Linked DNA regions of Homo sapiens: region 1 is linked to region 2. The links are chromatin loops, found by intact Hi-C in ENCODE. Cell type or tissue: mucosa of descending colon. All regions are shown on one strand. Links, peaks and the distances in the headings refer to the core of each region. The heading gives the core; the rest is flanking DNA.

Region 1 (11,433 bases), core at 2,040-10,039, 98 kb after region 2:
AGACCAGAGACTCATTTTCTTCTAAAATGCTTTCTCCAAAAGATTTTTTTTAAATGTAAAAGGAAAATAAGCCTGGGGGCCCCAAAGTCACTAAGCAAATCACTGCCTCCCATTCTATTCAAAGTCACCCCTCTGCTCACTGGGATAAATGCATATCTGATTGCCTCCTTGGAGAGGCTAATCAGAAAGTCAAAGGAATGCCTCCTCCCTGCTTCAAGTTGGCAAAAATAAACTTTCTAAATGTACTGAGACCTGTATCAGATATTTGGGGTTCACAAGATTATCAATGAAATATTCAAATATTTAAGAATTGTTAAGCAGTCTTAATTCTAGTAATAAAAAAGTAGCAAATTAGTAATAACCTATATATTTATTTTATATACTTTATACTAGCTGTAACCTTCCAAATTTAATATAAATTTATTAATTTTTGAGTGATATGAGAAGAGTTTACTTATATCCACTTGTCTACTAGTCATAAGTTATTTTATGAATTTGACATCATTGATTACAAAAGACTAAATATTTAAACTGCACATATGGTGAGAAATAATGCTACATATGTAGTATGTGTAATTTCTTTTCATTTGCTAACTATCAAGTGCTACTTTCAGGAAAAATTTCAAGTGGCAGTGTTTGACACAAATTCAGACTATTATCAGTATTGCTACTTTTGTAAATGCTAACAATGTAGGAAAAAGGAGCCCATTGACAATTCATGATTAACAATACAGATGCTGAAAATGTAGAAAATTGTATTTTGCTGCATTTTGCTTAACTGATCTTTCACACTTAGATGATGCACTACCTAGCATTGACAGCCTTGATATATGGTCAGCTATAGCCAGTCATTACCATGTCTAGTACCAAACTAAGGTACTGATTTTAGAATTCCCAAGCAATCTTTATAAACTGGAGTAGAATTTACAAGTGTTGACCTTGTATTTGATATGGGAGTGTTAAAGTAACTCTGTGTTTTCAGCAAAAACTTGTATAGATCATTCAGAGAGGGCTATGTCAGATAAGAAACTAAAACGTAAATTGAAAATACACAAAGATTGTATAGATTAGAAAATAAGTTCCTACCATGTTTATTTATATTTTCTGCTCCTTCCTCAATCTGGAGAAGGCACTAATCTGATTCTTAGAGCATAGTCTTTGTTGGGCCACATTTAATAATGCACATAGTCTACCCTAAAAGCAGGATTCTATCTCCATCCTTTCCATTACATTTTTCTGCTTAAGACATTAGCGGCACCCAAGTCAGCAGAGCAGACAAGTTTTTTTTTTTTTTCTCTAAATCTACTTGGCTAGGTGGGTACCTCCAGAGCAGTGGCTAGTCAGACTAGGACATTCTTTCTCTGAATGGCACCCTGAACAGAACACTAAATAGACCTATTCCAATACATGGGAAGTAAAAACAGCCAGATTGCTTGGTAAGACGAAGCTGCATGATGCATTTCAAAGTTTTTTCGATACCTGCTTATTGTTATTGTGATAGTACAGTAACTTATTAAAATTTAACTGCTTTTTGATAATATCTACAGTGTATACAGTACCTTCTAAAATCCTGTAAACCAAAAGGAGCAAATGACAGGGCAGAATTTAGTGATTTCTATGTACATGCTACGATACCATGATAATACCAAACTTCACTAGCACCTCTTAAATATATTTCCTTCTGATCACAATATTAATGCCAACGTTATTATCAACCAAAACTCCTCTCTTTATGATTTTAAGATCTTCCATATATGTTTTTGTTTTGAACAGATGTCTGAGATAATTAGAACTATCATAGCAGTTAAATTTTCAGGCAGAACATTTCTGTAATGGACTCTTGAAGAGTTTAACAGATTCATTTAGTAGCCATCCACAGTTAAGGCACTTTATCTAACCTTTTGTGGGATCTGGGCAAGGGCTGATGCAATCATGTTGGCACTTTCTTCTGACATGTTACTGATCATCGACCCCAGAGAAAACACCACAATACCATTTTCTCCAGAGCTCTGCACAAACTCTTCCATTTCCTGTGAAGAAAGAATTTGTTCTATCAGAAAAGAGCAACAGCACAGAAAACACTATTGACAGGATTGTTACAAACATCTAAGATGAGAAAGTCAGAAGCTATTGGAGTAATTTTTTTAAACTGACCTAATCATTCAGTTTCTTTGAAAGGAGATGTGTAATATAATATATGTGGGATCTTTCATGCAAATTTGTGTAAATATGTGTGCATATGCATGTATGTATGTGTGTGTAAGGAGGAAATGAAACAAAGCTATGACACTGCAGTAGGAGGAGATAATGCTAGAAAATGTTACACCCAGACACTTTATTTATAATATTATAATTACTAACATAGGTTATTGGAAGGTAGCTTTACTTGGCTTCAATTCTAATTTTTTTTGTGGTTCTACTAAATCTCTTGTGTTTATTTGGGGTAGTTTTATTTTATTTTATTTTTTTCTGTTCAGTTCTTTTAGTTAGGAGTCATTGGAGCCATTACATGACTATGAGCATTGAGGAAAAGTTAGTTACAATTGGAATGATATTATATCTACATTTATTTAGCTTCTAGCTCTCTAACCCTTTATATTTCACTTAAAGTTAGGGTTTCCTAGTCTTACCCCACTACCCCTCACTGCCCCCGACACCCCCACCCCCCAAAAACACCTTAAAAGCTGAAGTATAAGAATCACTGACATTCAGCAGTCTGGTATTGTGGTTTGGAATTTCTGGGAAATAGTTCTGAGAATTCCATTTATAATACAGTATTATATACTATATAGTTACATAATTAAGTGATCTTATTTCTCAGGTCATTGCTTAGGTATGACTATGACACCTTTTGTCCTGAAATCACACTGTGAATTTGATGTGCTATGTATAACTGAATGTGGGGGACCCTCATCATCACTTTGCTGTGTCTCACAGGGGGCACTTGAACCACAGTGGGAGAGGTCACCAGGACTTTCTCCAGTGGAGATCTGCTCACCCCCTAGAGTAGCTCCCTCACACTATATGAAGCTCCTGGTGAATATGTGTTTGCTTTGAAATGAATGAGAATTATTCTGACTTGTGTTTCCTGATGTGTCCCTGTTTTTAAACTTAAATCCATTCTCTAATGCCACATCGCTCAATGTATTCTCACACCAAAAAAAAAAAAAGAGAGAGAGAAAGAGGAAAAGAAATGTAGACCCATAAGTTTCCTGGATATCATATCAAAATTGTATACTCATCTTTTTGTTGCTGTTGTCCCTTTTGTTCAAAATTCTCTTTTTCTCAGTAAAATAATGACCAACCCCTTCTGTCATAACAAATATACTTTCTGGTCCTAATCATTGGGGGAAATTTCTTTATAAAACTGTTTACAAATAAAAAAAGAAATTCTAAAATATGTCAATTCAGACCATATATTGGTAAGTATTTTTAAAAAATATAATTTAACTTTATGACATCTTTTTTTTTTTTCCAGATGGAGTCTTTCTCTGTCACCCAGGCTGGAGTGCAATGATGCAATCTTGGCTCATTGCAACCTCTGCCTCCCAGGTTAAAGCAATTCTCCTGCCTCAGTCTCCTGAGTAGCTGGGATTACAGGCACCTGCCACCACGCCTGGCTAATTTTTCTGTTTTTAGTAGAGACAGGTTTCACCATCTTGGCCAGACTGGTCTTGACCTCCTGACCTTGTGATCCACCCGCCTCAGCCTCCCGATGTGCTGGGATTACAGGCATGAGCCACTGTGCCTGGCCTGACATCAGTTTTAATTGGAGATTCAGTGTATGGCTATTAGAGATAATTCATGAGGCATCCAGGAACTCAGTGTAATTGCAGTTGCCTGTAGCCACATTTAATGTAACTTGAGTTCAATGTTTTGTCTCATTCACTGCCAAAAGTCTGCTTCACCCACCCAGTATTGAAGTAATAAAACATCTATTTATAGACAGATCAGCACTGATCTCATTCTGTGATGTCTTTATGAAAGTAATGGTAATAGAAGATCAATGTAAGTAGTTTTATAAAAGTATGAAAATTTAGAAAAAGAAAATCATTTACCCATATCTCTATCTCAATTTAAAATGTGTGCCATTTCATTATGGGTTTAATTCTATTTATATAACTCAATGTACATATGTGATGTTTATTTAGAAAATTTTATTCTCATTGTATATGCCTTTTTATTCTACAAAAAAACTGTGATCTTGTTCTACTCATCATTTTGTTCCTTAGTTTCCAACTATACCTGTACCACGGCTGACAGTGTAATTAAACATTGTTTTGAAAAAAGGATTGTAATGGCTTGGTATGCACATTATGTAAGTTTTTAACCATTTCTTAATGTAAGATATTTGAATTATTTCCAGAGTTTTTTTAATGAGTATTTGCTACCGATATTGAATCTTACCATCATGATTTATTCTCTGTACAGTTTCATGTGAGTATATTATAAAGGCAATGCCTATATGCATTTTTCAAACACTTGATACTTTTTGGCAAGAGTCTTATTCTTTTGAAATATACAAACATTATCTGAGAATCTAATACATAATGGAAAAGCAAGCAAATTTGTCGCAACAATTATTTTGTGTACAAAAGAATTAGAGAATCAGTTTCACAATTATTTACTTGGATTCAAGTCTACCTTCTGCAAGTTAACAACAACGGAGGCTCACACTTGTAATCCCAGCACTTTGGGAGGCTGAGGCATGTGGATCACCTGAGGTCAGGAGTTCAAGACCAGCCTGGCCAACATGGTGAAACTCTGTCTCTACTAAAAACACAAAGATTAGTCAGATGTGTTGGCAGGTGCCTGTAATCCCAGCTACTCGGGAGGCTGAGGCAGGAGAATCAGATCGCTTGAACCTGGGGGGTGGAGGTTTCAGTGAGCCGAGATCATGCTAGTATCAGTAATAATCACTATTGTACTACTAGTCATTTATCCCTTGTCCTTATTCTGCTACTCTCTTCCCCCTGCTACTGGCACTATCACTTTCTTTTAATGTGAGTGAGGAATTTTTTTTTGAGAATAAGATAAGAGTACACAGAATTACCTTTTAAGCTAGAATATTAATGAAGAGCCTCCACCTTTACAATACAACTTTAGCTTTCCAGCTTGTTCAACTGACTGCCCAAACTTAAACATTTACATTTAAACAAGTACACAGAGTATCTGTTCTCTAGGACTTTGCTAGAGAATATAATCTTGATGTGTTGGAAAATCAATCACTATTAAATGAAGACTGATATCTTAAATGGCTGGCACATGTTAGCTAATTTAAAGTATTAAAAATAATGACTGAAATAATCATAATATCAACAATATTTTTGGATCACTGGCTGTGTGTCAGAGACAACTTAAGTGTTTTATCTGTGGTAACTACTTTTTTTCCACACAGCACAATATGAAGTTGTGATTATTATTATAAAAGTAGTCATGATTGCTTAAACTCATGTAAAAGTTCCTAAATGATCTTTACATTTTACAAACTTGCCTTTTTGCAATATTATACATTGGGAATATTGGGATTTTTTAAAAGGAAATCTGATCATATCTCTTCATTTCTTAACTCTTTTCACTCTTTTCAGTAGCTCTCCATTGTCCCTATGGGTATATCAAATTACATATATATATATATATATATTTTTTTTTTTTGAGACAGATTCTCACTCTGTTGCCCAGGCTGGAGTGCAATAGCGTGATCTCGGCTCTCTGCAACCTCTGCCTCCGGGGTTCAAGTGATTCTCCTGCCTCAGCTTCCCAAGTAGCTGCTATTACAGTCACCTGCCAACATGCCTGGCTAACTTTTGTATTTTTAGTAGAGACGGGGTTTCACCATGCTGGCCACTCTGGTCTCCAACTCCTGACCTCAGGTGATCCACCTGCCTTGGCCTCCCAAAGTGCTGGGATTACAGGTGTAAGCCACCACGCCCGGCCCATCATTGACTTTTACTCAACCTTTTCCTGTAAATTAAATTTGGAGTTCCTGGGAACTGCCCTTATTGCTTTTCTACTTTTCTGCCTTAATGCAAGCCTTTACTTTTTTTTTTTTTGTTTATTTGTTTGTTTTTGAGACAGAGTCTCGCTCTGTCGCACAGGCTAGAGTTCAGTGGTGTGGTCTCAGCTCACTGCAGCCTCTGCTCCCAGACTCAAGCAAGCCTCCTGCCTCAGCCTCTTAAGTAGCTACGACTATGAGACTACAGGCACACACCAGCATGCCTGGCTATTATTTTATTTTTTATTTTTGTTAGAGATGAGGTTTTACCACGTTTCCCAGGCTGGTCTCAAACTCCTGAGCCCAAGCAATCATGCCTTCTCTGCCTCCCAAAGTGCAGGGATTATAGGTGTGAGCCACCTTGCCTGGCCTCTGGTTTTCTTTTTGGGTGTTTATCAACCCCTCATCGTTTCACCTATCTCTGCACATTATTGAGTACTCACTTTAATTGTCAATGAGTTTGGGATCTCTTCTGCATATTTCTTTATCATTGTGGTCTTTCCTTATAACACTTTTTAGACTTTTCTTTTTCACTTGTTTTTATTCTATCTTTCAAAGTACAATGTAAGGCATGAGGGAGCAGAAACTGTGCTACCTTTATTCTCTGAAAATCCAGCACTTACCTGTGGTTTGTATTAATCACTCTACAAATATTTTTTGAAGAAATGAATCATACTATCTTTTGGGTGGCACAATGAAGGCCTTACTTTAACCAACCCTGTTTTCAAAATCTCCCTAGTAAACCTCTTTGGTCTTTAATGATAATAACATTCACATACTTGTGATACTACAGAAATATATGATTTTCTAATGGCAAGTCCTTGTTTTTGACCTCCCATATTCCCCTCACTCTGAGTTAAACACTCTGAAAGAAACATATCCAGCCATTCCTTCTGAAAATGTCAAGCAAACAAATGAAACAAGAATACATTTACCTTAGGCAGGGGTTTGGCTGGTTTACAGTGAAGTCCTCCAACAAAATCAACATTTGGTAAGAATGGGCGAGGAAATTCAAAATCCCAATAGGTTCGAATGAGCCACATTTCAGCTTTCCCCATTGTCTCAAATAATGTAGTGGGTCTTCCTGATGGAAAAAAACAAAACAAAACAAAAGGTAGCTAACACGAGAATTGTTATTTGAATATGCAGGTATTTTCCTGAAAGGACTTGGAATAACATACCCAAACATATATAAAATGTCTGTGCATTGATAAAATATATATAAATACATTTATATATAGTCATAATTTAGATTTTATTTATTGCATATGTTGCTCATATGTATATATAAGGAAGGCAATGTATTCAGAGATCTGTAAGAAGAAATCACATCTTTAATGTAACATCAGTATATTCACAATCATAAATAATTATTAAAATAAGTCACTAATATGGTTTGACTGTCCCCACCCAAATCTCCTCTCATCTTGAATTATAATCCCCATAATCCCCATGTGTCCAGGGAGGGACCCAGTGGCAGGTGATTGGATCATGGTGTGGATTCCTCCATGCTGTTCTCATGATATTGAGTGAGCTCTCATGAGATCTGATAGTTTTATAAGTGTCTAGTATTTCCCCTGCTTGCACTTCTCTCTCCTGCCACTAAGTGAGAAGATCCAAGCTTGCTTCCCCTTAGCCTTTCACCATGATTCTAAGTTTCTTGAGGCATCCCAGTCATGTAGAACTGAGTCTATTAAACTTCTTTTCTTTATAAATTACCCAGTCTCAGGTATTTCTTTACAGCAGTGTGAGAATGGACTAATGTAGCCACTATGAACTTAAATACACATTTGTCTTCCCTCTGAAGCTGCAATAGTAACAAATATACCTTTAAACAACTCTTTCAGTTCCACAATTAATTCATCTTACCTTACCCATGAAAACAGCTTTCCAGGAAGTACTCTAGTGTCTACAGTTTATTAAGCTAGTCCCTTGATCCTTGGTTCTCAAAGTAAACCATGAGTTTTTTGAGCTCAACACTGAAATCTTTACACCTACTACTGTCTTGGTTCATCTTAAGATCTTAATATAATTAGATTTTTAAAATAAATATATTTACAAATGAGAATTAAAACATTTTCAGAATTTATTGACATAGAGATATGTGCTCTCCCTTAATTTGGCCCCTATTTTCTTTGATGGAGAGATGCAGTTTAATAAAATATAGATTAAAACTTAGATGTTCACTTTCAACAAGATTTCAGTTTTTGAAAGAAATAATTGTCAACCTGTTATTGAAGGAATGTATAAACATTAGAAATCTCAAGTTTTAGGCTTCTGTTTCTGGAGTAGAGCCACTATATTACTCAACTGTGAAGGAATCCTTCTTACATGAAAAACAAAATTTAATTTCTAAATGAGGAAACTGAGGAACTCAAAGAGAAACAAATTCCTCAATCCTGCATTGATAATTTTTCTAGAAATATGTGTAAATACTAAATTTATGTGTCTGCCTTCATGAAGATGTTTCTTGAGGTATCTATTGACTTTTTTTAAAGATGAAAAAATGTATAGCAAAATGATATGTGATAGTTTAAAGAAATCATTAGTGCTTTACAATGAAGGTTTATGACTCTCTGGGTGTCCTGTAGTAGTGATGGCCCCAGGGTTCTAACTGATTCTATAAGGTCAACATTCTATAATATTTTTGAGACTGATAGATCATCTTACATTTGCAATTCATAATTTCCCTTAAAAACACTATCTTCTGACATTATATTTATATAAGCTCACCTTCAAAGGCACAGAAAAGTTAGAACTTAATAAGCACCAGTTAGACACATGACTTACCTAGAACTTCACTATAAAACTGGTCCCACTTCTTCAGATCATAAATTTGAAACCAAAAGTCAAAATAAAGCATATGTATCATATTTTTTATCCTCTCCATGAAAATCATTTGATCACTTAATTCTGACATAACAACAGGTACATAGGAAGGAGGGAACAGAAATCCTCCACCATTCTTCTCAAATGTGTAGCCAACAGAGAATCGAAGACTGTACAGAAAGGGTATGTTAAATAGTTCAGCCAGTAGCTCACCACAGGGATTAAGGGCATCTGCCAGAATGACATCAAACTTTGACTCTTGTAGTTTCATCATAAGTTTCTTATTCAAAACTGCATCTTTACAGAGCTTGTTACTGTAGTCATAATATTCCCAACACAATTCTTGTAATTGTGAAAAATATGACCAAAATGTATTTTTTGAAACACCATATATCCATCTATCGAGAATTTTCAGAAGAGAATCTTCCAAATAATTTTTAGTTAAAGATGTAGGATAAACTTCTAATTTAATAGCAGATGATTTACTGGCATTGACAAGAGTAGAAGCCGAAGATGTCAACACAGTCACCTCATGACCCCTCTGAACAAGCTCTTCCAGGATTGTCTTCATATTTATCCAATGGCTGTATTCTGTGGGCCACACTAGCACCTTTCCACAGCTTCCAGAGCTAAAGTAACAACTGAGCTGTATCAGCAGAAAGACTGACGTCCATTTCAGAGACATCCTGGTCTTATGCAATGCTTCTTTTCCAGTTGTTGTTTCTTTCTGTCATTTCTCATACTTATATCTGAGGAAAAATCAATCAAGTTAAAATATAACTGCTAAAATTTGAAGTAAATACATAATACTAACAGTCTGAATAGGTGCATGCCAAGGAGACCAACAAAAGATTGATGACCTCATATTTATTTTAGTGTGTTTGGTGTTCTTTTATGTTTACAATTACTCTAGTCAAGCAATAATTTTTATGACCTAGAATATGTAAGTAACCTGTCTTATGTAATTATTTTATAATACTGTTAAGAACAGTGGCAAGTGAGAGGCTCCTGCCTGTTCGGTGCCCTTGACATAGAGAGAAGAAGTAATTATACAACTCAAACGGCATTTTTTAATATCGTGGTGCAAGTAATGTCTTCTAAAACTTTGTTGACACATAATTCATATACCATATGACTCACCAATTAGTGTGTACAGTTCAATGTTTCCTAGTATATTCACAGAATTTTACATCCACTACAATAATCAGTATTATCTCCAAAAGATTCTATACAATAGCCTCTAACCCCCCACTCTGAAATTTTGCATCCATCCTACCCTAGGCAACCACTAATCTAATTTCTATCTCTATAGATTAGCATTTTCTGGACCCTTTAAAAAATAAATGAGGGTTTTCCAGTGATCATGGCAGATGGGATGCAGGACTAGATTGCAGCTCCAGACAGAGCAGCATGCAGAGGCTTGCATTGTGAATTTTAGCTGCAGATCAACTGCAAGAACAGACCAGCAATTCTGAGAGGATCCACACACCCTCTGCAGGAAGAGTACTGCTCCTGCAGGACCTGGGAGACATCCCAAACACTGTGAGTGCCCCAACAATGGAAGTGGGAAAGGGTGATCCCCCTCTCCAGAATACACATCCCCACTGGAGAAGCTGAAGTTCTGTTTGCAGGAGAAGTTCCTGACTTTATGTGAAGCTGAGTCAAATTAGAGAACCAAGCCAAGCAAAATACAGGGGTAGAGGAAGTAGCAGAAAGGCACTGGGAGCTCTCTGGATACCCAAGCGGCTCATTCCTGCCTGGCATCACAGGGATCTATCAGGAGGGTGGCCAGTGATGCAGGGGGTTCAAAGATTCTCCTCAGGACCTGAAGGCTTGAAGGGATGAGTAACTCCTCCCTTCTCAGGCCCAGCCCCAAGATGCAAGACCACTTGCATCAGCAGCGTGTGTCAGCAAGATAGCAGAAGCAGGAAGAGAGCCGGCCAGAAGACACTTACCCTGGCTGGAAGAGATGTACCCCTGAAGATCAAGAAATAGGCCATCCAGGTACTACATAGCAGTCACAACAGACTGGGACACTTACTGTTTACAGAGGACTACAAAACCCCTGTCCCATCCTCACTTGGGGCTGATGCCATTTTAGGCCTCAGCCCACCTGCAACCAGGCGTTCATTAAAACAGCATGTTGCTCCACACCGCCTCCTGTTGTCTGTTGGCGCGCTGTTGGGGTTCAAACTGATTCAAGAACCTTACATCTGGTGCCAAATCCTAGGAGGGGCTCAGGTCTGTGTCGCTTGTGGACCTATCCCTCCACCCCAGAGAGCAGGCCACAGCAATTAGACAGAGGAAGCTCCTCAGCCTCCAGTCGCCTCTCTGTGCATGCGCATCAGCCACTGATCTCGCCTACTGGTAAGTTTCCCTTGGAGCCCGGTTAACAGGGCAAAATCTACATGGCCTCTCTTGGTTTCTCCAGTCCAAAAATCCAACACTGATCCAAGAAGGCGCCAGCGTGCGCCAGGCACTCGCTGGTCATCTGGTCTTAGGGGGATGCCTCTAAGCCATTTCATCCCGTTCCAGGAACCAAAAAGGCAGCGGAGACGATAACTCCTTTTATCGTCTCCCTCCAGCTGTCCAGGATGGTCTCCTTTTTC
Region 2 (11,433 bases), core at 2,063-10,062:
CTAATATTGAATCTTACCATCATGATTTATTCTCTGTACAGTTTCATGTGAATATATTACAAAGGCAATAACTATATGCAGTTTTCAAACACTTGATACTTTTTGGCAAGAGTCTTATTCTTTTGAAATATACAAACATTATCTGAGAATCTAATACATAATGGAAAAGCAAGCAAATTTGTGGCAACAATTATTTTGTGTACAAAAGAATTAGAGAATCGGTTTCACAATTATTTACTTAGATTCAAGTCTACCTTTTGCAGGTTAACAACAACAGCCAGTGCCGGGCACGGAGGCTCACACTTGTAATCCCAGCACTTTGGAAGGTTGAGGCAAGTGGATCACCTGAGGTCAGGAGTTCGAGACCAGCCTGGCCAACATGGCGAAACTCTGTCTCTACTAAAAATACAAAAATTATCCGGATGTGTTGGTGGGTGCCTGTAATCCCAGCTACTTGGGAGTCTGAGGCAGGAGAATCAGAATCACTTGAACCTAGAGGGTGGAGGTTGCAGTGAGCTGAGATCATGGTAGTATTAGTAATAATCACTATTGTACTACTAGTCATTTATTCCTTGTCCTCCTTATTCTCCTATTCTCTTCCCCCTGCTAATGGCACTATCACTTTCTTTTGATGTGAGTGAGGATTTTTTTTTGAGAATAAGATAAGAGTACACAGAATTACCTTTTAAGCTAAAATATTAATGAAGTGCCTCCACCTTTGCAATACAACTTTAGCTTTCCAGCGTGTTCAACTGACTGCCCAAACTTAAACATTTATATTTAAACAAGCACACAGAGTATCTGTTCTCTAGGATTTTGCTAGGAAAATCAATCATTATTAAATGAAGACTGATATCTTAAATGGCTGGCACATGTTAGCTAATTTAAAATATTAGAAATAATGACTAAAATAATAATCATAATATCAACAATATTTTTGGATCACTGGCTATGTGTCAGAGACAACTTAAGTGTTTTATCTGTGGTAACTACTTTTTTCCACACAACACAATATGAAGTTGTGATTATTATTGTAAAAGTAGTCATGATTGCCTAAACTCATGTAAAAGTTCCTAAATATTCTTTACATTGTACAAAGTTGCCTTTCTGTAATATTACACATTGAGAACATTGGGATTTTTTTTGAAAGGAAATCTGATCATATCTCTTCATTTCTTAACTCTTTTCAGTAGCTCTCCATTGTCCTTAATGGGTATATCAAATTTCATATATATATATATATATATATTTTTTTTTTTTGAGACAGAGTCTCACTCTGTTGCCCAGGCTGTTGTGCAATAGCATGATCTCGGCTCTCTGCAACCTCTGCCTCCCGCGTTCAAGCGATTCTCCTGCCTCAGCTTCCCGAGTAGCTGCTATTAGAGGTGCCTGCCAACATGCCTGACTAATTTTTGTATTTTTAGTAGAGACGGGGTTTCACCATGCTGGCCAGTCTGGTCTCAAACTCCTGACCTCAGGCGATCCGCCTGCCTCGGCCTCCCAAAGTGCTGGGATTACAGGTGTAAGCCACCACGCCCGGCCCATCATTGACTTTTACTCAACCTTTTCCTGTAAACTAAATTTGGAGTCCTGGGAACTGCCCTTACTGCTTTTCTACTTTTCTGCCTTAATGCAAGACTTTACTTTTTTGTTTGTTTATTTGTTTGTTTTTGAGACAGAGTCTCACTCCGTCGCACAGGCTAGAGTTCAGTGGTGTGGTCTCAGCTCACTGCAGCCTCTGCCCCCAGACTCAAGCAAGCCTCCTGCCTCAGCCTCTTAAGTAGCTGGGACTATGAGACTACAGGCACACACCAGCATGCCTGGCTATTATTTTTATTTTTGTTAGAGATGAGGTTTTACCATGTTGCCCAGGCTGGTCTCAAACTCCTGAGCCCAAGCAATCGTCCCTTCTCTGCCTCCCAAAATTCAGGGATTATAGGTGTGAGCCACCTTGCCTGGCCTCTGGTTTTCTTTTTGGGTCTTTCTCATCCCCTCATCGTTTCACCTATCTCTGCACATTATTGAGTACTCACTTTAATTGTCAATGAGTTTGGGATCTCTTCTGCATATTTCTTTATCATTGTGGTCTTTCCTTATAACACTTTTTAGACTTTTCTTTTTCACTTGTTTTTATTCTATCTTTCAAAGTACAATGTTAGGCATGAGGGCGCAGAAACTGTGCTACCTTTATTCTCTGAAAATCCAGCACTTACCTGTGGTTTGCATTAATCACTCTACAAATATTTTTTGAAGAAATGAACCATACTATCTTGTGGGTTGCACAATGAAGGCCTTACTTTAACCAACCCTGTTTTCAAAATCTCCCTAGTAAACCTCTTTGGTCTTTAATGATAATAACATTCACATACTTGTGATAGTATAGAAATATATGATTTTCTAATGGCAAGTCCTTTTTTTTGACCTCCCATATTCCCCTCACTCTGAGTTAAACACTCTGAAAGAAACATATCCAGCCATTCCTTCTGAAAATGTCAAGCAAACAAATGAAACAAGAATATGTTCACCTTAGGCAAGGGTTTGGCTGGTTTACAGTGAAGTCCTCCAACAAAATCAACATTTGGTAAGAATGGGCGAGGAAATTCAAAATCCCAATAGGTTCGAATGAGCCACATTTCAGCTTTCCCCATTGTCTCAAATAATGTAGTGGGTCTTCCTGATGGAAAAAAACAAAACAAAACAAAAGGTAGCTAACACGAGAATTGTTATTTTAATATTGAATATGCAGGTATTTTCCTGAAAGGACTTGGAATAACATACCTAAAAATATATAAAATGTCTGCACATTGATAATATATATAAATACATTTATATAATATAATACATTATATTAAATACATTATATTAAATTAATGTATATTAAATAATATTAAATACATTATATTAAATTAATGTATTTAATATATGTTAATATATTTTAATTTAATAGTATTTAATTTTTAATTTTTAATATTTAATAAAGTTTAATATTTAATATTAATAAAATTTTATTAATTTTATTTTATTAATAAAACATTAATAAAGTTAATAAAATTAAACAATATTTAATATTTAATTTAATATTTAATATTTAATAGTTTTAATTTAATATTTAAATTATTTAATAAAATAATTTAATATAATGTAAATACATTATATTAAATACATTTATATAGTCATCATTTAATTTTTATGTATTGCATATGTTGCTCATATGTATATATAAGGAAGGCAAAGTGTTCAGAGAGCTGTAAGAAGAAATCACATCTTTAATGTAACATCAGTATATTCACAATCATAAATAATTATTAAAATAAGTCACTAATATGGTTTGACTGTCCCCACCCAAATCTCCTCTCATCTTGAATTATAATCCCCATAATCCCCATGTGTCGAGGGAGGGACCCAGTGGCAGGTGATTGGATCATGGTGTGGATTCCTCCATGCTGTTCTCATGATATTGAGTGAGCTCTCATGAGATCTGATAGTTTTATAAGTGTCTGGTATTTCCCCTGCTTGCACTTCTCTCTCCTGCCACTAAGTGAGAAGATCCAAGCTTGCTTCCCCTTAGCCTTTCACCATGATTCTAAGTTTCTTGAGGCATCCCAGTCATGTAGAACTGAGTCTATTAAACTTCTTTTCTTTATAAATTGCCCAGTCTCAGGTATTTCTTTACAGCAGTGTGAGAATGGACTAATGTAGCCACTATGAACTTAAATACACATTTGTCTTCCCTCTGAAGCTGCAATAGTAACAAATATACCTTTAAACAACTCTTTCAGTTCCACAATTAATTCATCTTACCTTACCCATGAAAACAGCTTTCCAGGAAGTACTCTAGTGTCTACAGTTTATTAAGCTAGTCCCTTGATCCTTGGTTCTCAAAGTAAACCATGAGTTTTTTGAGCTCAACACTGAAATCTTTACACCTACTACTGTCTTGGTTCATCTTAAGATCTTAATATAATTAGATTTTTAAAATAAATATATTTACAAATGAGAATTAAAAATTTTTCAGAATTTATTGACATAGAGATATGTGCTCTTCCTTATTTTGGCCCCTATTTTCTTTGATGGAGAGATGCAGTTTAATAAAATATAGATTAAAACTTAGATGTTCACTTTCAACAAGATTTCAGTTTTTGAAGGAAATAATTGTGAAGTTGTTATTGAAGGAATGTATAAATATTAGAAATCTCAAGTTTTAGGCTTCTGTTTCTGGAGTAGAGCCACTATATTTCTCAACTGTGAAGGAATCCTTCTTATATGAAAAACAAAATTTAATTTCTAAATGAGGAAACTGAGGTACTCAGGTACAAGTTCCTCAATCCTGCATTGATAATATTTTTAGAAATATGTGTAAATATAAAATTTGTATGTCTGCCTTCATGAAGATGTTTCTTGAAGTATCTATTGACTTTTTTAAAGATGAAAAAATGTATAGCAAAATGATATGTGATGGCTTAAAGAAATCATAAGTGTTTTACATTGAAGGTTTATGACTCTCTTGGTGTCCTATAGCAGTGATGGCACCAGGGTTCTAACTGATTCTATAAGGTCAACATTCTATATTTTTGAGACTCATAGATCATCTTACATTTGCAATTCATAATTTCCCATAAAAACACTATCTTCTGACATTATATTTATATAAGCCCACCTTCAAAGGCACAGGAAAATTAGAACTTAATAAACACCAATTGGACACACGACTTACCTAGAACTTCACTATAAAACTGGTCCCACTTCTTCAGATCATATGCTTGAAACCAAAAGTCAAAATAAAGCATATATATCATATTTTTTATCCTCTCCATGAAAATCATTTGATCACTTAATTCTGACATAACAACAGGTACATAGGAAGGAGGGAACAGAAATCCTCCACCATTCTTCTCAACTGTGTAGCCAACAGAGAAGCGGAGACTGTACAGAAAGGGTATGTTAAGTAGCTCAGCCAGCAGCTCACCACAGGGATTAACGGCATCTGCCAGAAGGACATCAAATTTTGACTCTTGTAGTTTTCTCATAAGTTTCTTGTTCAAAACTGCATCTTCACAGAGCTTTATATTATAGTCAGAATATTCCCAACACAATTCTTGTAGTTGTGAAAAATATGACCAAAATGTATTTTTTGAAATACTATATGTCCATCTATCGAACATTTTCATAAAAAAATCTTCCAAATCATTTTTAGTTAAAGATGTAGGATAAACTTCTAATTTAATAGCAGATGATTTACTGGCATTGACAAGAATAGAAGCCGAAGATGTCAACACAATCACCTCATGACCCCTCTGAACAAGCTCTTCCAGGATTGTCTTCATATTTATCCAATGGCTGTATTCTGTGGGCCACACCAGCACCTTTCCACAACTCCCAGAGCTAAAGTAACAACTGAGCTGCATCAGCAGAAAGACTGACATCCATTTCAGAGACATCCTGGTCTTATGCAGTGCTTCTTTTCCAGTTGTTGTTTCTTTCTGTCATTTCTCATACTTATATCTGAGGAAAAATCAATCAAGTTAAAATATAACTGCTAAAATTTGAGTTGACCTCATATTTATTTTAGTGTGTTTGGTGTTCTTTTATATTTACAATTACTCTAGTCAAGCAATAATTTTTATGACCTAGAATACGTAAGTAACCTGTCTTATGTAATTATTTTATAATACTGTTAAGAACAGTGGCAGGTGAGAGGCTCCTGCCTGTTCGGTGCCCTTGACATAGAGAGAAGAAGTAATTATACAACTCAAACGCCATTTTTTAATATCGTGGTGCAAGTAATGTCTTCTAAAACTTTGTTGACACATAATTCATATACCATATGACTCACCAATTAGTGTGTACAGTTCAATGTTTCCTAGTATATTCACAGAATTTTACTTTCACTACAATAATCAGTATTATCTCCAAAAGATTCTATACAATAGCCTCTAACCCCCCACTCTGAAATTTTGCATCCATCCTACCCTAGGCAACCACTAATCTAATTTCTATCTCTATAGATTAGCATTTTCTGGACCCTTTAAAAAATAAATGAGGGTTTTCCAGTGATCATGGCAGATGGGATGCAGGACTAGATTGCAGCTCCAGACAGAGCAGCATGCAGAGGCTTGCATTGTGAATTTTAGCTGCAGGTCAACTGCAAGGACAGACCAGCAATTCTGAGAGGATCCACACACCCTCTGCAGGAAGCGTACTGCTCCTGCAGGACCTGGGAGACATCCCAAACACTGTGAGTGCCCCAACAATGGAAGTGGGAAAGGGTGATCCCCCTCTCCAGAATACACATCCCCACTGGAGAAGCTGAAGTTCTGTTTGCAGGAGAAGTTCCTGACTTTATGTGAAGCTGAGTCAAATTAGAGAACCAAGCCAAGCAAAATATAGGGGTAGAGGAAGTAGCAGAAAGGTACTGGGAGCTCTCTGGATACCCAAGCAGCTCATTCCTGCCTGGCACCACAGTGATCCTTTAGGAGGGTGGCCAGCGGAGCAGGGGGTTCAAAGATTCTTCTGGGGCCTGAAAGCTTGAAGGGATGAGTAACTCCTCCCTTCTCAGGCCCAGTCCCAAGATGCAAGGCTGCTTGCATCAGCAGCGTGTGTCAGCAAGATAGCAGAAGCAGGAAGAGAGCCGGCCAGAAGACACCTACCCTGGCTGGAGACATGAACCCTTGAAGATCAAGAGGCCATCCAGATACTACATAGCAGTCACGTTAGATTGGGACACTTACTCTTTACAGAGAACTATAAAACCACTGTCCCATCCTCACTTGGGGCTGATGCCATTTTAGGCCTCAGCCCACCTGCACCCAGGCACTCATTAAAACAGCACGCTGCTCCGCACTGCCTCGTGTTGTCTGTTGGCATGCTCTCAGGGATCAAACCAATTCAAGAACCTTATATCTGGTGCCAAAACCTGGGTGGGGCTCAGGTCTGTGTCCCTTGTGGACCTACCCCTCCACCCCAGAGAGCAAGCCACAGCAACCAGACAAAGGAAACTCCTCAGCCTCCAGTTGCCTCTCTGTGCATGTGTAGCAGGATGAGCCACAGACAAAACTTCTCAGACACCAAGTTGTAGAAGGAAGGGCTTTATTCAGCTGGGAGCATCGGCAAGCTACTGCCTTAAAATCCAAGCTCCTCAAGTGCGCAATTTTTGTCCTTTTTAAGGGCTCACAACACTAAAGATTTCACATGAAATGGTCGTGATTGATTTAAGCAAGCAGTGGGTATGTGACAGGTGCTGCATGCACTGCTGGTCAGAGAGAAACAGAACAGGGCAGGGGGTTTTACAGTGTTCTTCTGTACAATGTCTGGAATCTCTGAATAACATCGGTTTCTAAGTTATGAGTTGATTTTTAACTACTGGGTTTAGGTCAGGCAGGCCCAGGCCTGGTTTCAGGCCTGGAGCCAGGCTGCCTGTCTTTGGTTTTACTTCTTTGTTGTTTTTTCTTAAAACAGGTACTGAGCATAAAACAATATAAAATAATCTGAGAGGGTCCTTCTCTTCCTTCATTCCCCCCTTTTGAGACTCTCACTTTTTATTAGTGGGAGTTCTCACTCATTTTTTTACTTATGTCTTTTTGTGGAATAGACTGATAGTGATTCATATAGTACAGTTGTGCTGAAGCATTTTGTTGAACTAAGGTAGCGATGAAGCTTTTTATCATTTGAAGAAGTACAGGTAGCAAACAAGGGAGCAGTAAGCAGGTTTTTATAATTATTGTAACTCCTATTATAAGAGTTTTAAATTTTTCTAGTGCTGGGAACCACTTTCTAAACATGGCTTCAGGGTTGAATCCGTGCTACACTTGCACAGGTACATGTGCCAGTTTTGTCATATTTTTAACTATGTCTTTAATAACTTGCCTGATTATCTATGTGTAGACAGTAATTAGTAAGGTTAAATTTTTCACAAACTCCTCCTTCAGCTGCTAGCAAGTAGTCAAGAGCTAGTCTATTTTGATAGATTGCATTTCTCATCTGAGTCTCTTGCCGGGCAAGAACGGTCAAGGCTTGACCGGTTTTATTAGTAAAAATTTCTAAAACAGCTTGTAACCATATGATTCGGTTGAGCATGTAGATGGGGGTCCAATATCCTCATGAGCCATCTTGTGCCTAAGTGGCGGGTCCATAGTATTGTATGATTTTTTTCAGGGGGCTATTTATCATCTTTTCCTATGGCTATGCTTCATTTTTTTGTTCCCAGGAAGCATAGACTGGGAAGCCTAGAAGTTCATGTTTTTATGGGCAGTAAGAAGAAAGAAGGCTTAATGGTGCGAATTACACAGCTACCTGTCTACTGATCAGGCAGCTTAGCATAAGCTTTGTGTCCACATATATCCAGTATAATCCGGTGGGGGCCGTCCAGTCCCAGTGGAATTCTGGGTGGGCCCAAACAGTCTGCAACTTTGGAAATTTACTGAATGGATTTCTTTCTGTGTAATTGGAACTCCACCATGTGACTGTTTTTGTGGTACTATTATAGAGCTTTTGTCTAAGACAGCTAAGCTGCCTTACAGGATGAGTGAATCCTTTTCCTTCTTTAGCTATGCAATACTGTCTAATAATTGAGACTTTTAGAACCTAGAGATGATCAGGGTGATTCTTTTGGGCTGGGAATTCATCAGGAAATGGGTCTGTAGGAACTAATTCTTGGGCTTCCTATGGCCATTGATCTACTGTTATGGTTCCTCCACAAACATAATATGAGGTGACTTGTAGAGACTGGGCTACGTGTTAGGCTAATTGCAAAAAGAAATTTTTAGTTTTTCCTGGAATCTCAGGTACTGGCACATTTAGTTCATCATAGAAAGTCTGAAACACTGGTTCTGGAGAGCGTTTTTGAACCTCTCCTTTTATTAGGATGCTTACATTAGGATCTAGTCCCTTTTTATCCATGTCTAATGATATATATTTTTCTTTTATTTTACTTTGGGTCTGAGGGGTTTGTGATTATCAATTCTAAAAGGTTGTAGCTCCTATTCATGCAAGAGGGGCTGAGTTTTCCTTTTTGGAGTCAAACACGATCTTTTTTATTTTCCTTTTAAGTAGTCTGAATGACACGAGACCAGTATTGACACATCTCACATAAATATGATTTTTGACAGATATACTTATTTTTTTTACTGTGTAACTTTCTTTTTTAATTTAGAGAATCACATCCTGTTTCATGCTGCTTACTATTAATAGCGGCACAAGTGTCAAATTTTAAGGTTACATTTTGAGGAGCTCTGTTTTTTTCGGTTCTACCTATTACCTTACTTGTGTCACATAGAAAAGGAGCAGTCCTTAATTTTATTTTAAAAACTGTGATCATGGGAGGCTTAAAATTGTTCATAACACACATCAGGTTGGTTATTTCCTGGGCTACATACCTTGGATAGAATAGCATTATACAAACAATTTGTTGTTGTTTTTGTTGCTATTTAATTTTTTTAGAGTCCTCGGGCGTCCGTGATATTAGTGTTAGTCAGTTTTGTTGTGAGTGTTAGAAAGAGGGCATATAGAACCAGGAAGCTGATAAGAAAGACGATTATGAGGGCGTGATCATGGAAGGCAATTAGCTCTTTTATAATAACCATAAAGTAATTAGCTCTTTTATAATAACTATAAAGTAATAGGACTGTAGCAATCTTTTGTTCCACCTCAGTGACTTGATGTATATACTGGAAACAGTTCTTAGTCTGAGGAAGGTCAGTTGAAGTCCTTCCTGTACAAGTCCAAATTCTGAGGAAAATGAGTCCTGCGATGAGTCTCCTCATGCTTCAGCCATGCGTGGACCAGTCAGCTTCTGGGTGTGACTGGAGCAGTGTTTGTTGTCTTCTTCAGAGTCATTTTGCAGGGATTGGTGAAGCTGCTCCCATCCACGTACAGCTCCCAGTCTACTGATGTACAGTTATGTTTAACTGGGCTCTCTGATAATAGGAGTAAGATAGTGAGCTTAGGGTGTTGCAAACTTCAATGGTTATGTGGGGATTTTCACAATGCAAGCTTTGGTATCTAGTTAGTCTATCATTTATTAGCTAATGATGTCCTTTGGTATTTATTAAAATTACCACAGCATGGGGAGACTTTATGTTTAGGTTTTTCCTAAGAGTTAGCTTATTTGCTTCTTGTGTTAACAGGGCTGTTGCTGCCAGGGCCCTTGGACATGGGGGCCAGCCTTTGGAAACCCCGTCTAGTTGTTTTGAGAGACAGGCCATTGGCCTTGGCCAGGAACCTCCAGTCTGGGTTAAAACTCCAACTGCCATTTTTTTCTCTTTCTGACACATAGAGTGTGAAGAGTTTTGTCAGGTCAGGTAGCCTCAGGGCTGGGGCCGACATGAGTTTTTTTTTTTTTTTTAACTCATGAAAAGCTCTTTGCTGTTGGTTGTAATAGATGTAGTTTATCTAATCTACATTTTTATTGACTGTTATCTACTAAAATATTGACTTAAATCTTGTAACTATTTGATTTCAAGCTTTAAATTGATCTGGTATTCCTTGCAGGGCTTCGATTGCATCTAAATAGATGTGAGAGTTGAAAGACTTATAAGGGGCTCCTCTCACTTTACGATGTGTTATTATTATTTTTTCCTTCCTCTGGTTGATGAAATGCCAGGGTGAAAGGGATAGCCCAATGGACTAAGGCACAAATGCCACTCTAGTTATTTGGCAGAGTGCCTAGTAAAGGTCCACCACAATACTACCACACATCTGCTCAGGGATGAACAAGGGCTGATTGATTGATAAGCTCTTGAAAATTCTTAAGCTCACTGCATCCTTTTAGGTCTCCAAGGAATGCTAAGTTTCCTCCCTGCCGTGAGAGACAGGAAGTGAACTTAGTGTTGAGAGACAGAAGCTGGATGGCCCTTGGGGGCTGACTGGCAGGGACTTCAGGATATAGCAGAGAGAGCTTGGCATGACTTATTACTCCAGGCTGTAGAATCCTGGAAAAGAGCTACCATCAGGCCCACACCTGGTGAACTGGAGGACCACCGTAGTGGGAAGGGGACAATTAGGGCCTCTGGCCTGCCATGTGCACAAGCATAACAATTGCTTTTGTTTATTGTGTAGTTGGAATATTTGATCCATTTCAACCAGGCATTTGTAGCTTGATATACTGTCTTAATTGCTAAAGTTTGTTTTAAGTCTTTAACTTTTATGATCCTCTAGTAAAATGAATATTTCCATTAGCACTAATTTTTATTAGTTTTTAGACCAAAGAAAGCTAAACATCATTTTATATTTAATGTTTCTTGTATGATTTTTATACCAGATAAGCTAAATTTTACTTTTATATTAGTGTGTTATTAATATTAAACTTAATTTTAATAAAACCTTGTAGACATATTTATCCAATTTTTCATAGTTGACCATAAGGTAAGATTTTATAGACTCTGTTTAACCTTTTACAATTTTTGTTAAAGAGCAGGTTGATGCTTTAAGGAAAAAACC

Evidence for each region. Peaks named below come from ENCODE experiments on the same cell type or tissue, not always from the same donor. Only the 100,000 strongest peaks of a DNase experiment are listed, where the experiment ranks them.
Region 1: a loop joins it to region 2, with 12 times the contacts of the local background. A loop is called at or near these places in 4 of 110 quality-filtered maps.

The regions. Positions count from the first base shown.
Region 1 is chr4:68,661,110-68,672,542 of GRCh38, forward strand. It overlaps UGT2B15 (UDP glucuronosyltransferase family 2 member B15), which reads right to left and starts at 9,543. Exons shown (of 6, transcript NM_001076.4): 1 at 8,786-9,543; 2 at 6,931-7,079; 3 at 1,899-2,030. The coding sequence starts at 9,509. In mucosa of descending colon, for the core only: no CTCF peak of the experiment used is centred there; no DNase peak of the experiment used is centred there.
Region 2 is chr4:68,563,047-68,574,479 of GRCh38, forward strand. UGT2B17 (UDP glucuronosyltransferase family 2 member B17) reads right to left here. Exons shown (of 7, transcript NM_001077.4): 2 at 4,715-5,502; 3 at 2,526-2,674. The coding sequence starts at 5,438. Among named protein-coding and RNA genes, the nearest start is that of UGT2B17, 7.6 kb to the right of the region's middle. In mucosa of descending colon, for the core only: no CTCF peak of the experiment used is centred there; DNase peaks (open chromatin) are centred at 6,565 and 9,802; H3K4me3 peaks cover 956 bases.